2 separate regions of the Homo sapiens genome follow, and region 2 is linked to region 1. A link is a loop called in an ENCODE intact Hi-C map of the cell type or tissue named here. Cell type or tissue: PC-9. All regions are shown on one strand. Links, peaks and the distances in the headings refer to the core of each region. The heading gives the core; the rest is flanking DNA.

Region 1 (6,554 bases), core at 767-5,766:
AATGGGCAAAACCTTGAAGAAAGTTAATGAGCTTAAGACAGCAAAAGTGGAAAAAAAAATCTCTCTAGGTGTTTAATATTTGAAGCTGGTAAAATCTTTAGACTGTAACGCAAAGGCTATGAAGAAGTATTGTACCACCCACAGGGTGCCTCAGGCTCCCTCTCCCCTCTCGCTTCCACATGCCTGTCACATTCTATTTTCAGGGAATCTTTCATTCATTCTTTCAGTGCCTATTTATTTGGCACCTGCTATGGTACTAGGCAGTGTGCTACGTGCTAGAGGTACAAACAGATGAAATACACAGTCACTATCCTCATGGTGCCCCTCACCTAGTGAAGAATGTGGTGACAAGCATCATGATGGAATCGAGGTCAGAGCCAAAATAACTGAAGAGAATTTCCTGGTGATGCCTTGCTTCAGGCCCTAATATCCAGGGTCCAGGCACCTTTTCTTCCTGGAATGGCTTCTGCTACATGTGTCAGGAGAACCACGGCCTGGGAGAGAATCACATGGTTGCTTCTAGGTTCAAATGAGCTGCAGTCACTTCCCCAGAGGATGTAGAGCAGCATAAGCCTGCTGGGCAGAGGGGGGGTCCAGGTCCCACTCTCTTGTATCCGGGGAAGCACACAAAGGGTCTGGAGGACACTGCATGAATGTTTCTGCGTGACTGGACCCATCTGCAGGCAATTTAACAGTTGCCAAAGTTTCTTCATCAGTGTGCAGTCTGGAGCACCCAAAGACTGGGCAGGGCTGATCTGCGGTGACCAAGTTCAGAGGCACAGGAAGGCACAGTTTGCCTGAACAATGCTGAGCGTGCTTGCAAGCCTGAGAGATGCAATTATTTGAACGCTATTATATGCTGGCCTTCCGGTGAGCTTCAAGGGAGCAGACACTAAGGTCTCTGTTGCACTCTCTGAGCCTCAGGCCACAGGCTGCCTGTGCCTTTCATGTTCCTTCAGTGGCCAAGGGCAGGTCATCTGGGAAATGAAGGGATGTGAGGCAGAGATGATTCTAGGAGAGGGTGGTGCATTTCCCATTTTGTTCCCAAAGTTTGGGTTCTTCCTTTAGCAGTTTCACAGTAGACCCAGTTAGTGATACCATGTCCAGCCCTTCTCTTCTTATCGATCTTGCTCAGGGCAGCAATGTGCCCAGTTACCTACTTGCTTTCCTAGTTTCTCTCACTGCTGCTGGTAGCTTGTGCCATAACCCAAGCCAAATAGATATAAACTAAAGTCAGCTTGGGACTCCTGAGAAAGTTTTGCTTATGTGATAAAGAGGGCCCATGTGTCTGGCACTACTCTTCCCCAATTTCTTTTTGCCTTGGACATGGACATGATGTCTGGAAAGCAGCAGCCATCATGTAGCCATGAGGCAACAAAGATGAAGACAAAGCTTAGACTGGAAGGGAGGTAAAGTAGAAAGAGCCATTCATTTATTTATTCAACTAGTATTTATTGAGTGTCTGTTATGTGCCAGGCACTGTTCTAGTTGCTAGAGACACAGCAGTGAAAAAAGCACACAAAATCCCTGCCTCCTTGGTGTTTATTTTTAGTGGTAACAGGAGAGAAAGACAATATATAACATCTGAGAAATAAAGGCTATAATATGTCACATGGTGATAAGTATTATGGAAAAAAGAAAAGTAGGTATTCACCCTGGGCAGGGCATTAGAGGCTAATATAAGGACTGTAGCTATTCCCCTGAGCAAAACAAGCAAATCATTAAGCAAATCACTGGAGGGTTGGAGGAGAGGGTGACATGATTTGATTGAGATTGACATTTTAAGATCACTCTGGCTGCTGTGTTGAGAATAGACTGAAAGGGGAAAGATAGAACCAGGGACCCTGATGGCATCAGTGAATATCTAAGCCAACACCAGCAACTACTTGCTTCCAGAAACCTTGTTATCTGTAGGAAATAATTCCCTGTGTTACTTCTGTGGGAAATACTCTCAGCCAGGTATTCTGTTACTTGCAGCCAAACTCATTCCCAACTGATACAGAGAGCAGGTACCATCATTTATCATGCACCTGCTATGTGCCAAGTGTTGTTCTAAGTCCCACGGATATAAAGATGAAAACACATGTAGTTCTCATTATCAAAGAGCCTTTCAAGGGCCTTGTGATATGACTGTGGGAGGCCAAAGACAAAGCATTACACTGCAGTAAGGCAATTGCATTATCGAGGTTTGTCTGGAAGATTGGGTGGGTGCAGGGGAGGAGCACAGCTAAGCTGAGAAAAGGAGCCAGGGAAGACATCACGAAAACTGGTAGGTGCTTCTCAAATGAACACATTTGTGGAGGGCATTCCAGACAGGAGGAACTCTATGTGCAATACAAAACATAGAACATTCTGGGACATGTAAATAGATCAGTATTCCTGGGAGAGTAGAGTTTGATTGGGCGGGGCTTGGTGGGGAGAGAATGGCAAGAAATGGTGGAGATTAGGTTGGAGAGGCAGGAGGAGAGGTGATGGAGGCTTTTGTAAGTGCTACAGAAGAATATGATTTCCCCCTGTAGACAGCAGAGAGGGAGTGGAGCAATAACTCTGGCAGCCAGATTAAAGACAGCTCATAGAGGAGTGAGGCTCCAGGCAAGACCAGTGCAAGGGTCAGGGAACGGTGGATAACAGCCTGAGACAAGGCAGCAGTTGGGTTGGAGAGGAGGGAATGCGGAAGTGATGTTCTGAATGTGGTAATAGAAGAGGCATTCCAAGATAGCCCAGACACACTGCATACACCTCTGCATGAATAGCTAGATGATGTTTTCGGCATAAAGGTCACTCCAGGAGACAATGGACAATTTTTTAGTGGACCAAATTAAGAGCATAACCAGCTTTTACATAAACCTGTGGAGACTGCGTCTGGTGAGCTGACAGCAGGAGATTCCATTCAGGTGGCTTCGTGGAAGCTAAAGGGTAGTTCCTTACACTTGGTTCAGGCTGCCCTGCCTTCTTCACTGTGGCTTTGCATTTAGCCTACCATTTCAACATCATTTATTCTAGAATGCCTTCTGTATTCATCAACATCACTCTGCATGGGTAATCATATTAACAACTACTATGATTGGGGGGGTTACATATGACAGACATGTTACATATACTTGTTTAGATTTCACAATAGCCCTGCCAAGAAAGTATTATTAACTTGAGGCCCAGAGAGGTAAGGTAACTCCCCTAAGGCCACACAGCTAGTGAGGCAAAATGTGATTTGCCCAATGAAGTGTATGTTGTTCTCACCATGCTCCAAGGTTATCTACCTCATTATAATCCATTGTCCATTCAAGACCCCAGGCTCTACTTTTTTGTCCACAATCACAGAGCTGCATTAAGGTGGGGCATTTACAAAATACTTTCATAGACATTAAAGAGAAACTCTTCGAACAGGTTTTGCCTGATTTCCATGAAGGGATTTGGATTATTTAGAGTTCCAAATTTTCCAAAGGACTAAAGAGTACATTACTAATAGAATAAATTTAAGGGAAAAAAATATTTACTTTATAACCATACTTTACAATACTAAATAATCCAGTTGCAAAAGAACGGAATCGGTAAAGGATGGTTCTATTCGTTAGCCATAGGGAAGTATAGAAATTCTTGGGAAATAATATTCTAGAACTGAAATACAAGCAAAGCACAGGGTTGGTTATTTTGGATGATGAATGAATGGATAAATTCAAATTTTGTCTCTCATTCAATAGGCTTGTCCCATTGGTCAATAACTGGTTTACTAACCATCTACTCTGTTTGAGGTGCTGCTTTTGCTGTTGGGAAAGTGAGAAGGGATGGAGACACGAGAAGAAACTGAAAGTTACTGTACCTAAAAGGCATAATTATTGATGCCATAAAATGTTCAGGCAATATTACGTATCCTAAAGACACTACTAAGGACCACCGTTTAGTAGCTGGGCCTCAGAGATCACCTTGTCCAACCCTTACATTTTAGAGGTAATGAAATTAAGTCCAAAGGGATTTGTGACTTGCCTGAGGTCACAGACGTAGCTGGTGGCTGATGTGAGAGCTACATCTGCCACGAGTCTGTTTCTATTGCTGTTACTTTTATTCAAGAATGGATTTAAAATTATGTAGTACATTCTTGAGAGGAACAAAAGGATCCTTTTATTTAACTCAGGAGGAAAAAGCAAAGAGATTCTAGCCTGTTATTTAGAAGGGACATAATCATGGAAGATGTTGTTATACTTGCACTTGTGTGCCAGGATTTGCATTGCAGCTTAAAAAAAAAACTTTTGCTATTGAAAAAAATAGTAAAAGATAGCAAGCAACTTGAATTTCTATCATTAGAGGGCTTAATATGATAGAGTTCATCCTCATGGTGAAATATTATACAGCCGCTAACAAACCAAAGCAAATCTATGTGTAACTGATATAGATATATTTTATTTTTTATTTTTAAATTTTTATTTATTTATTTATTTTTGAGACAGAGTCTTGCTGTGTCACCCAGGCTGGAGTGCAGTGTCATGATCTTGGCTCACTGCTACCTCTGCCTCCTAAGTTCAAGCAATTCTCCTGCCTCAACCTCCTGAGTAGCTGGGATTACAGGCGCATGCCACCATGCCCAGCCAAGTTTTTGTATTTTTAGTAGAGATGAGGTTTCACCATGTTGGCCAGGCTGGTCTTGAACTCCTGACCTCAAGCAATCCACCCGCCTCAGCCTCCCAAAGTGCTGGGATTACAGGCGTGAGCCACCGCGCCCGACCAGATATAGATACATTTTAAATGACAACAATAACTTGTAGTTCATAGCTATATATTTCTTCAACCGGTTTTTTGCACAGTCTCAGTTCAATGTGAATTAACATAAAATGATTTATTTTTTCCAAGGGTAGCTATAGTCAATACTGTCATTTGTGTTGCCCCAAATCTATTAAACGCTTTTCCACATTCTAATATTTCCCATAATTTAAATCCAAATTTTCCAATGTAGAATCAAAAACAACAACCATATATTGCCATTTCCCATGCCCCAATGATGGGGACGTATAATTCAGGTTGCAAAAATAAACTATATCTACAAAAAAATTTTGATTTAAAACTAACTTTATTTTAAGAAGGTAGGACATGGAGCATTCATTTGGCCTCTATCAGCAAAAACAGTCTTGAAGCCAGAAGTTGTGGTGGCTTCCTGATTTGTTTGTTTGTTTACTTGTTTGTTCATTTTATATTGTGGCAGAGGCAGAAATGCTTTTGAGGTCAGGTCCATGGGGTTCAGCCTGGAGTCTGATTCTTTAACCTTATCAGTGGTTCTATGAGCCTTCTATATACCTAAATAAAACTCTTTTAAAGCTAGCTAGAGTGGATTCTATTGACTGCAACTAAGTACTGTCACCAATATGAATAAATACTTTCACCACACTCTGTCAAAGTCTCCTTTGCCATCATGTGACAAACAACATCTTGGGTAGGGCTCATTGTCATAATTAAACAATGTTCAGTCTAGTTTAGTTTAGACTTTTCATTCATGTCCTATTTAAATCTCATATCCAGTTGTCCAGCCATGTGAGGCAGGCAGCAAGTCAGGGAGTGAGACATTAGTTTCCCTTTCCTGCCAATATTCCCAAACGCTACCAATCAAAATCCTCTCTAAACTATAGGGTACACTTCGATCTCAGGTCTGGGTCTTTCTAACCAGCTACACAGTATCAGGGAAAGTCTCACTCAATAACCTTATAAATTTCTATTCACTTATAAAGAAGGGGGAGGGACACAGAAATTTACACATATGTATCCTTTTCTGGGGCTACTCTAGAAACTAACGAGAATGATTGGCTGTTGGGAGGAAAACAGGAGTCTGGGAAAAGATGGTGGCATGGCACAGTGATAACTTTTCTGAAATTGTTTCTTTTGTTTGGAGAGATCCTCACTTTCTGAGTTGTTACTGGAGACACAGCCTGCCACCACAGAAACTGAACACTTAAGCCACTTACTCTCCTATCAACTTTTATAGCTAGGATAGAAGAACATGGCCTGGGCTCAACCAATCAGACTCTCAAGCTCTGGACTATGAAGAGAGAGCTGGTGTCAAGAAATGAAGGAAACCATTCTTGTTATGGGTGGCAACAGCTGGGGTGGTAAGAACCAATTTCTGGAGCCAAGAGAGGCTTCCAGGCAACTTGTGGCAGCCAGTAGCCTGCAACTGATGCAGAGCTGCTGGGAAGCATGATCGTGGCTATGTGTCTAGCTACTGCCTCGTCCCTTGTTCTTGCTTGTTGTGATTCTGTTTCTCCATTGCTCTTTTCAATTTTGTGAGTTTTCCAATTACCTTTCTGACATAAGCATTTAATGCTACATATTTTCTTCTAATTACAGCTTTAGCTGTACTACAAATTTTGACCTTTTGAATCTTTATTTTTATCCAATTCAAGATGTTTTCCAATTTCTCTTGTGAATTCCTATTTGACCCATGGGTTACTTAGAATATGTTGTTTAATATCCAAATATTAGGGGATTTTAAAAATCTTTTTCTGTTATTGATTTCTTCTTTAACCCTATCATGGTCAGAGGGCATACCTTGGAAGATTTAAATTCTTTTAATA
Region 2 (6,554 bases), core at 570-5,569, 80 kb before region 1:
ACCAGGTCCCTAATTGCAATGGCCTCCCAAGCAGGGGGAAAGACCAACATTTGCCTCCTTGACTCTCTTGTGAGGCCTCAGTTTGTGTGCTGGGGTTTTTGAGTGGAAGTCCAGGGTGGAATCAGTGGAAGGGGTGGAGGGAAGCCCTGCGCGAGTGTGCCCTGGCCTAGGGGGAGCGGCATTTCGCAAACCCCCTATGCATAGTGCTGTCCTCAGCCCAGAGCCTCTGACAATACCTGGGCCTGGCCTTGCCCTAGACCAAACACAACAGGGTCTTTACCAAGGGACCTCAGTTTCAGAATTAAAAAAAAAAAAAATCTCTGTGGTAGGCTGAAGAATGCATGCACCCCCAACAAAAATGTTCTAATTCCTGGAGCCTGTGATTTTGTTTTCTAATTTCCATAGGTTTGGGGGGAACAGGTGGTGTTTTGCTACATGAGTAAGTTCTTTAGTGGTGATTTGTGAGATTTTGGTGCACCCATCACTCAAGCAGTGTACACTGCACCCAATTTGTAGCCTTTTATCCCTCGCCCCCTTCCCAACCTTTCCTCCCGAGTCACTAAAGCCCATTGTGTCATTCTTATGCCTTTGCATCCTCATAGCTTAGCTCCCACTTATGAGTGAGAATATACAATGTTTGGTTTTCCATTCCTGAGTTACTTCACTTAGAATAATAGTCTCCAGTTCCATCCAGGTTGCTGCAAATGTCATTAATTCGTTTCTTTTTATGGCTGAGTAGTATTCCATCATATATATATGAATTATGATGTATTCCGTCATATATCTATATGAATATATGATGAAGAAATTGTGGTATATGTATATACACAATATATATACAAAAATACAAAAACATAATTATATATATGTATATGTGTGTGTATATATATATGTGTGTGTATATATATATATGTGTGTGTGTGTGTATATATATATATATATATATATATATATATATACACACACCACAATTTCTTCATCCACTCGTTGATTGATAGAGATTTGGGCTGGTTCCATATTTTCTCAATAGCGAATTGTACTGCTATAAACATGCTGTTATATGGTGAAAGGGACTTTGCAGGTGTGATTAAGTTAAGGGTGTTGAGATGAGGGGATCACCCTGGATTATCTAGGTGAGCCTGACGTAACCACAAGGTTCCTTATTGGGGAGGAGTCGGAGGCCAGGGGACAAGGGAAGCAGAGATAGGAGTGATGATGCCCTTTGCAAATGGAGGAAGGGTCCATGAGCAGCCAAGGACCGTAAGTGCCCTCCAGAAACTAGAAAGGTCAAGGAAATGGATTTCTCCTACAGCCTTTAGAAGGAAGGCAGCCTTGCTGACACCTTGACTTTGGCCCAGTGGAACTGGTTTTGGACTTCTGATTTCCAAAACTGTAAGAGAATAAATGTGTGCTATTTGAAGCCAGAAGTTTCTGGTATTCGTTTCAGCAGCCCTAAGAAACCAATGCAATCGGCACGGGTGATCCTAGTGATCAGCCAAGGTTAAGGATCTACCATGGAGAATCTTGCCACTCAAAGTAGTACCAGCAGCATCTGCTGCACCACAGATTATTAGAAATGCAGAGTCGCAGGACCTGCCCCAGACGTACGGGATCAATATCTGCATTTAACAAGATTCCCAGATGATTTGAATGCACGCTTGTTTGAGAAGCACTGAATTCTAGAAAAATGGTTTTCCACACTAGCTTTACTTTAGAATCTCCCTGGAATGGGTGGGACAGAGAACTTAAAAAGTACAGATTTCTGGGCCAGGACATGCTGCTTTTGGAAGTTTCTCAGGGACAGGGTGGGGGGCGGCATGGTGGCTCACTCCTGTAATCCTAGCACTTTGGGAGGCTGAGGCAGGCAGATTGCCTGAGCCCAGGAGTTCGAGACCAGCCAGGGCAACATGGCAAAACCCCACCTCTACAAAAAAATACAAAAATTAGCCAGGAGTGGTGGCGTGTGCCTGTAGTCTCAGCTACTTGAGAGGCTGATGTGGGAGGATTGTTGAGCCTGGGAAGTCGAGGCTGCAGTGAGCCAAGTTTGTGTCACTGCACGCCAGCCTGGGTGACAGAGTGAAACCCTGTCTCAAAAAAAAGAAGTTTCTCAGGTGGTTTTAATTTTTAATGTGAAATCAGGGGTAAGAACTAGTGATCTGGGACAAAAGGTTTTCAGATTGAATCACCAAGAGAGGCTGTTAAAAATTAAGGATTTCTGAGCTTTATCCCTGAGTTTCTTCTCATTCAGTAAGTCTGGGTTGGGGTCTGGGAGGACACATTTTTTAACAAATATCCAAGGGAACTCTAACATCAGAAATGACCTCTGGGATAGGTGCTGTGGCTCCCTGCCTGCCTGTAGCCCTGTTCTGCTCTGAGAGAGACTGCCTTCCTGCTCTGCAATCTGCCCCACCCCAGCTAATGGCTCATCTCTTAGGACGTCCCTTTACCTACCCTAAGCAGAAAAGTTCTATGACAGGCCCTCAGGAGGATGTAGTCCTGAGGAGGTGACTGGGGAGTGGCCAGGAAGTGCTTCTTGGGAAGGTGGCATCATTCTTGATTAGATTATTCATCCCAGGTCCTGAGAAATAGCTTTCGTGGTAGCAGAGGAAGTGAACCAGCCATGCAGCCAGGTGCCAAGGAGCAGCCAGAGGTGGGGAGTGTGAGCCGACCCTGCCTTGCCCAGCCCTGCCCAGCCCTGCCCTTACTGCGCTCCTGTGGTTCCAGGCCCTAAAACTGCAGCCTGGAATGCCACAGTGTCTGTCCCATAGCAAACTGCTCTCTCCTGGCCTCCCCACTCTTTTTCAATCAAATATTATTCTATTTTTAACATAGGTTCTGAAAACAATGCCCTCATCCAAAGGACCTGCAAATGTTAAGCACTGTGGAAAAAAAATCGTACAAATCACGTTGATCCCAAACCCAACCTATTCTTGTCTAACATTAAGGCCTCACATTCATTTGCTAATTACTTATTGTATTCATAATAATATTACTGTGTTGAATCCTGGCTGTGCCAGTAGTTGCATGGTTTTGGGCAACTCATCTAACCTCCCTGAGATTATTTCATCAACTGTCAGGGAGGGATAGTTGTACTTACTTCAAGGGCTGACGTGAAGACTGAGAGAGATAATGTACCTAAAACACATAATCTAGTACCTCAATCAATGACAGATGCTATTACTAACAATCATTTCATCTGGGAATGAGATCCAATCAGGTAAATTAGGAAGGTTCAGTTTCTAAAGTACCTTTAGAGCTAGTTGAAGTAAAGGGGGATCTTCTCCCATCTTGCAATAATTTTCTGGAGGCTGGGTGTGAAATCAGAAAATTTATCTGAAACTTGAAAATAAGCGAAAGAGGTTACCAGGGACTTAGTGCTAGGTTGACGTTCTATTGTTTGAGCTACCTTACAGCTCTAGAGATCCAGTTCTTAACAGGCAGATTTTATCTGCTGGAGGTGCAAATAATTTCTGTCCCTTAGAAAAGATAACCCAAAAGTTATCTTACAGTTTATGGCTCTGTTGGATATTGACCAGCTTTGTGCTTGACCTGGCAATCTTATCCTAACGTTGCCTCTAAATACGTAGCTTCTCAAATGCTCTTCGACCAGTGTTAATTGGATAAAGTATTTGACACACATTCGTTTTATATTTATATGAGAATCATGATTTCACCTTTTTGAAAGCATCTGCTTATATGCAGTTTGTCCAGAGCTTGACTTCTTGGAAATATCAGTTTTAAGGGAGGTCTGATCTGGGTTCCACGTTACAAGTGTTTTTCATGTTGGAACATGCACAGGATAAAAAAAGGGCAGAGGTAGGTAGAGATAGGAGTATTTGTACATTGATTGTAAGTTATAATTTTATCTCTCACTTCTTTCTTTGGTGCCAAAGGACTGCATTCATATTGTAATGATAGCAATTATCATGTACACCATAGTTAGATATTTATGTGTCTACCTCTTCATTAAATAGTGAGCTCTCCGAGGAAAGCAATTGTCTCATGCATCTTTGTATTCCCAGCACCTAGCACAGAAGTCAGCACTTGGAAGCAAATAAACACCTAATTGAAATGGACAAAGCTGTCTAGGTCCTTGCTACTCCAAATGCAATTGTGGACCATAAGCACCCACATCAGCTGGGAGCAGTCAGAAGGCAGAATCATAGGCCCACTCCCGGCTCACTGAGTCGGGATTATCATTTCAGCAAGATCCTCAGGTGATTCTGCACACTGTTCTAGCCGATTGTCAGTTTGGGGGCAGTGGCTCTGCTATTAGGGAGAAATGAGATTTGAGTAAAGAAAGTTGTAAAGTGATTGTCCCCAGTTTTACATCAATTCAGCTATGATTGCAAAATTGAGATCATTGCCTCAAGCATATTGTTGCTGAGATCAAAGTGGGATAGATTGTGCATCTCACAGTAGAATACCAGTTGGTTGATAAAAGCTGTGACTTTTGGAGGGCAGAGCCATTAAGTTTGGTTTGGCAGGAGGAGTGTTATGTTCTTTGAGTACAGCTCTACAACCAAAGGCCCCTCTGCCCTGCTCGATTCCAAGTTGAGCCCGCGAGCCTTTACTCACTAGGAGTGTCTGACTCAACTTCTGTTGGCTCCAAGCCCAAACCAAATGAAGGCTCAGGTTGTCCCTTTGTGGAATCATGATGGTTTAATCATAAATGTGAAATCTCTATTTGTCACATCAAGGTTTAAGTTGTCAGGGATATTTGCCCAATATCCCTAAGGAAAGCCAAAGACAAAGGAAGAAAAACCAGCAGAAACTTTTGGGAGTGTCTCAGATATAACATCTTGACAAGGAGAGGTGGTTATTAACTGGCTGAAATAAGTGATACCTTGCAGATAAGAATGTAGAGTTACAGAACAGGGATCTTCCAAAATATCTGCAAAGAAATTAAAAAATTGAAGAATAATAAGAAATTGACTTTTTTTTCTTTTTGTCTGAGCATGCTTCATTTCTTCCTAATAAATCCGCAAGCCTATCTGTAAAAGAGTGAGAGTTTTACTTACTCTCCCAACAAAGAGATTCGACAACTCAGCAACTCAGTAAGAATCAGGATAGCAGAGTCTGGAAGTTAGAGGAAGCCTAAATCATCTCATGCAGGGTCTGCAAGCCCAAATGCTTCCAGGCACCAAGAAGAGAAGCAAATGTGAGAAGCAGGCAGCTGGGTGATATTAGGGAACTAGGAAGTGAGTGCTTAGAAAAGTCATTCACATTCACATTTTTAAAACACCGCTAGGTGAATGAAACAATCTGTAAGCATAATTAGGTGCATTTATTTATATTTCAAAAACCCAAGACCCAGGGAAGGAAAATTTTCTGCCCACGTTCATACAATTCTAACTTACCCATAGTAATGAATATTCCAACTGTTTCAACTCCTGTTTACCCATTGAGGGGACATTTAGATTGTATTTATATACACAACTCTGTGTGTGTGTCTGTGTGTGATAAACCAAACAGGTTCGATTCTTATAACCGGTTGGAAATTATCCAGTTGCTAACAACAAAATGCAGTAACTCTAAACCACATAGTGGTGCAGTGAGAGAGTAAAAACAAATGAACAAAACCAGCCGTCTTTTCTATTCATCTGGCCCATATTTTTACAAGGCTATAAATAATTGCATTTAGGCTATAAATAATTGTCTTGGATGTTTTTGAAATTGTAATAAAAATCTGTATGTTTTAAGAGAAAGATTCCTGAGTTTAAAATTTTAATTGGTTGATTACTTAAAAAAGGGTGTGCGTTCCTCAGAGGAGGTGATAATTGGTGGCTCGACCATGATCTTGGCCAGTTGCTTTTCCCTAGTCCAAGCCAGGATGCACCACCAGACTTCCCTCAAACTTGAGTTTAGCAGAATGTGCAGGGATTGCTGTTTCTAGCTTCCTGCTCAGTTATATCTGGAGGCTGTTCCCTGTCAGCTTTTTTCAAGCCATGTCAGGCATTAGGAATTGCTTTCCTGTAAGAAGGCAGAGAAAGAGGCAAGCAAGCCAGCCACTTGAGAGGCCATTTGAGTCTGCCTCACACAGTAGCACCTGCATTCAGTGGACACAAGAATCCTCTATTTAGCATGCTTCTGTCTATACAATATGATTTTATTATTTCCCCTATGTCAGGTATTTTGTGTGAATTTTTAAAAATGTAATCCTCATAACAAATATATGTTAGTACAATCGACATCTTCATTTTACAGATGGGAAACTAAGGTTTATAGAGTTTAAATAACTTGCCTATGTGGTTGAGATTGGAACCCAGACCTGTCTCTCTTCACAGTCCAAGTTTTTAGGCACTAAGCTATACTCCCTATTCTAGGCCAAACATCTAAAGGCAAGCTTGATTTACATGGTCTTTGTTTGTTTGTTTGTTTGTTTCTATATCTTCTATCAAATTGGCCATTATCCATGGGTGACTCAAAACAGCATCTTTGACCAGGACTTTGACCTTCAAATGTGGAGGATGCTGACCTTTTTTTCTAGTTATTGGGGAGAGGCTGGGTGTGTTGTTCACCCAAGAACTGAGTGTTTTTAAAAAGTTTTAAGA

The links. A loop is a pair of places that touch in the nucleus more often than their neighbours do. Peaks named below come from ENCODE experiments on the same cell type or tissue, not always from the same donor. Only the 100,000 strongest peaks of a DNase experiment are listed, where the experiment ranks them.
Region 2: a loop joins it to region 1, with 2.1 times the contacts of the local background. A loop is called at or near these places in 1 of 110 quality-filtered maps.

Annotation. Positions count from the first base shown.
Region 1 is chr5:56,443,540-56,450,093 of GRCh38, reverse strand. No RefSeq gene overlaps it. Among named protein-coding and RNA genes, the nearest start is that of LINC01948, 35 kb to the left of the region's middle. In PC-9, for the core only: no CTCF peak of the experiment used is centred there; a DNase peak (open chromatin) is centred at 2,663; H3K27ac peaks cover 2,995 bases.
Region 2 is chr5:56,523,345-56,529,898 of GRCh38, reverse strand. All of the region lies in intron 4 of C5orf67 (chromosome 5 putative open reading frame 67), which reads left to right. Among named protein-coding and RNA genes, the nearest start is that of LINC01948, 45 kb to the right of the region's middle. In PC-9, for the core only: no CTCF peak of the experiment used is centred there; DNase peaks (open chromatin) are centred at 2,528 and 4,618; H3K27ac peaks cover 4,217 bases.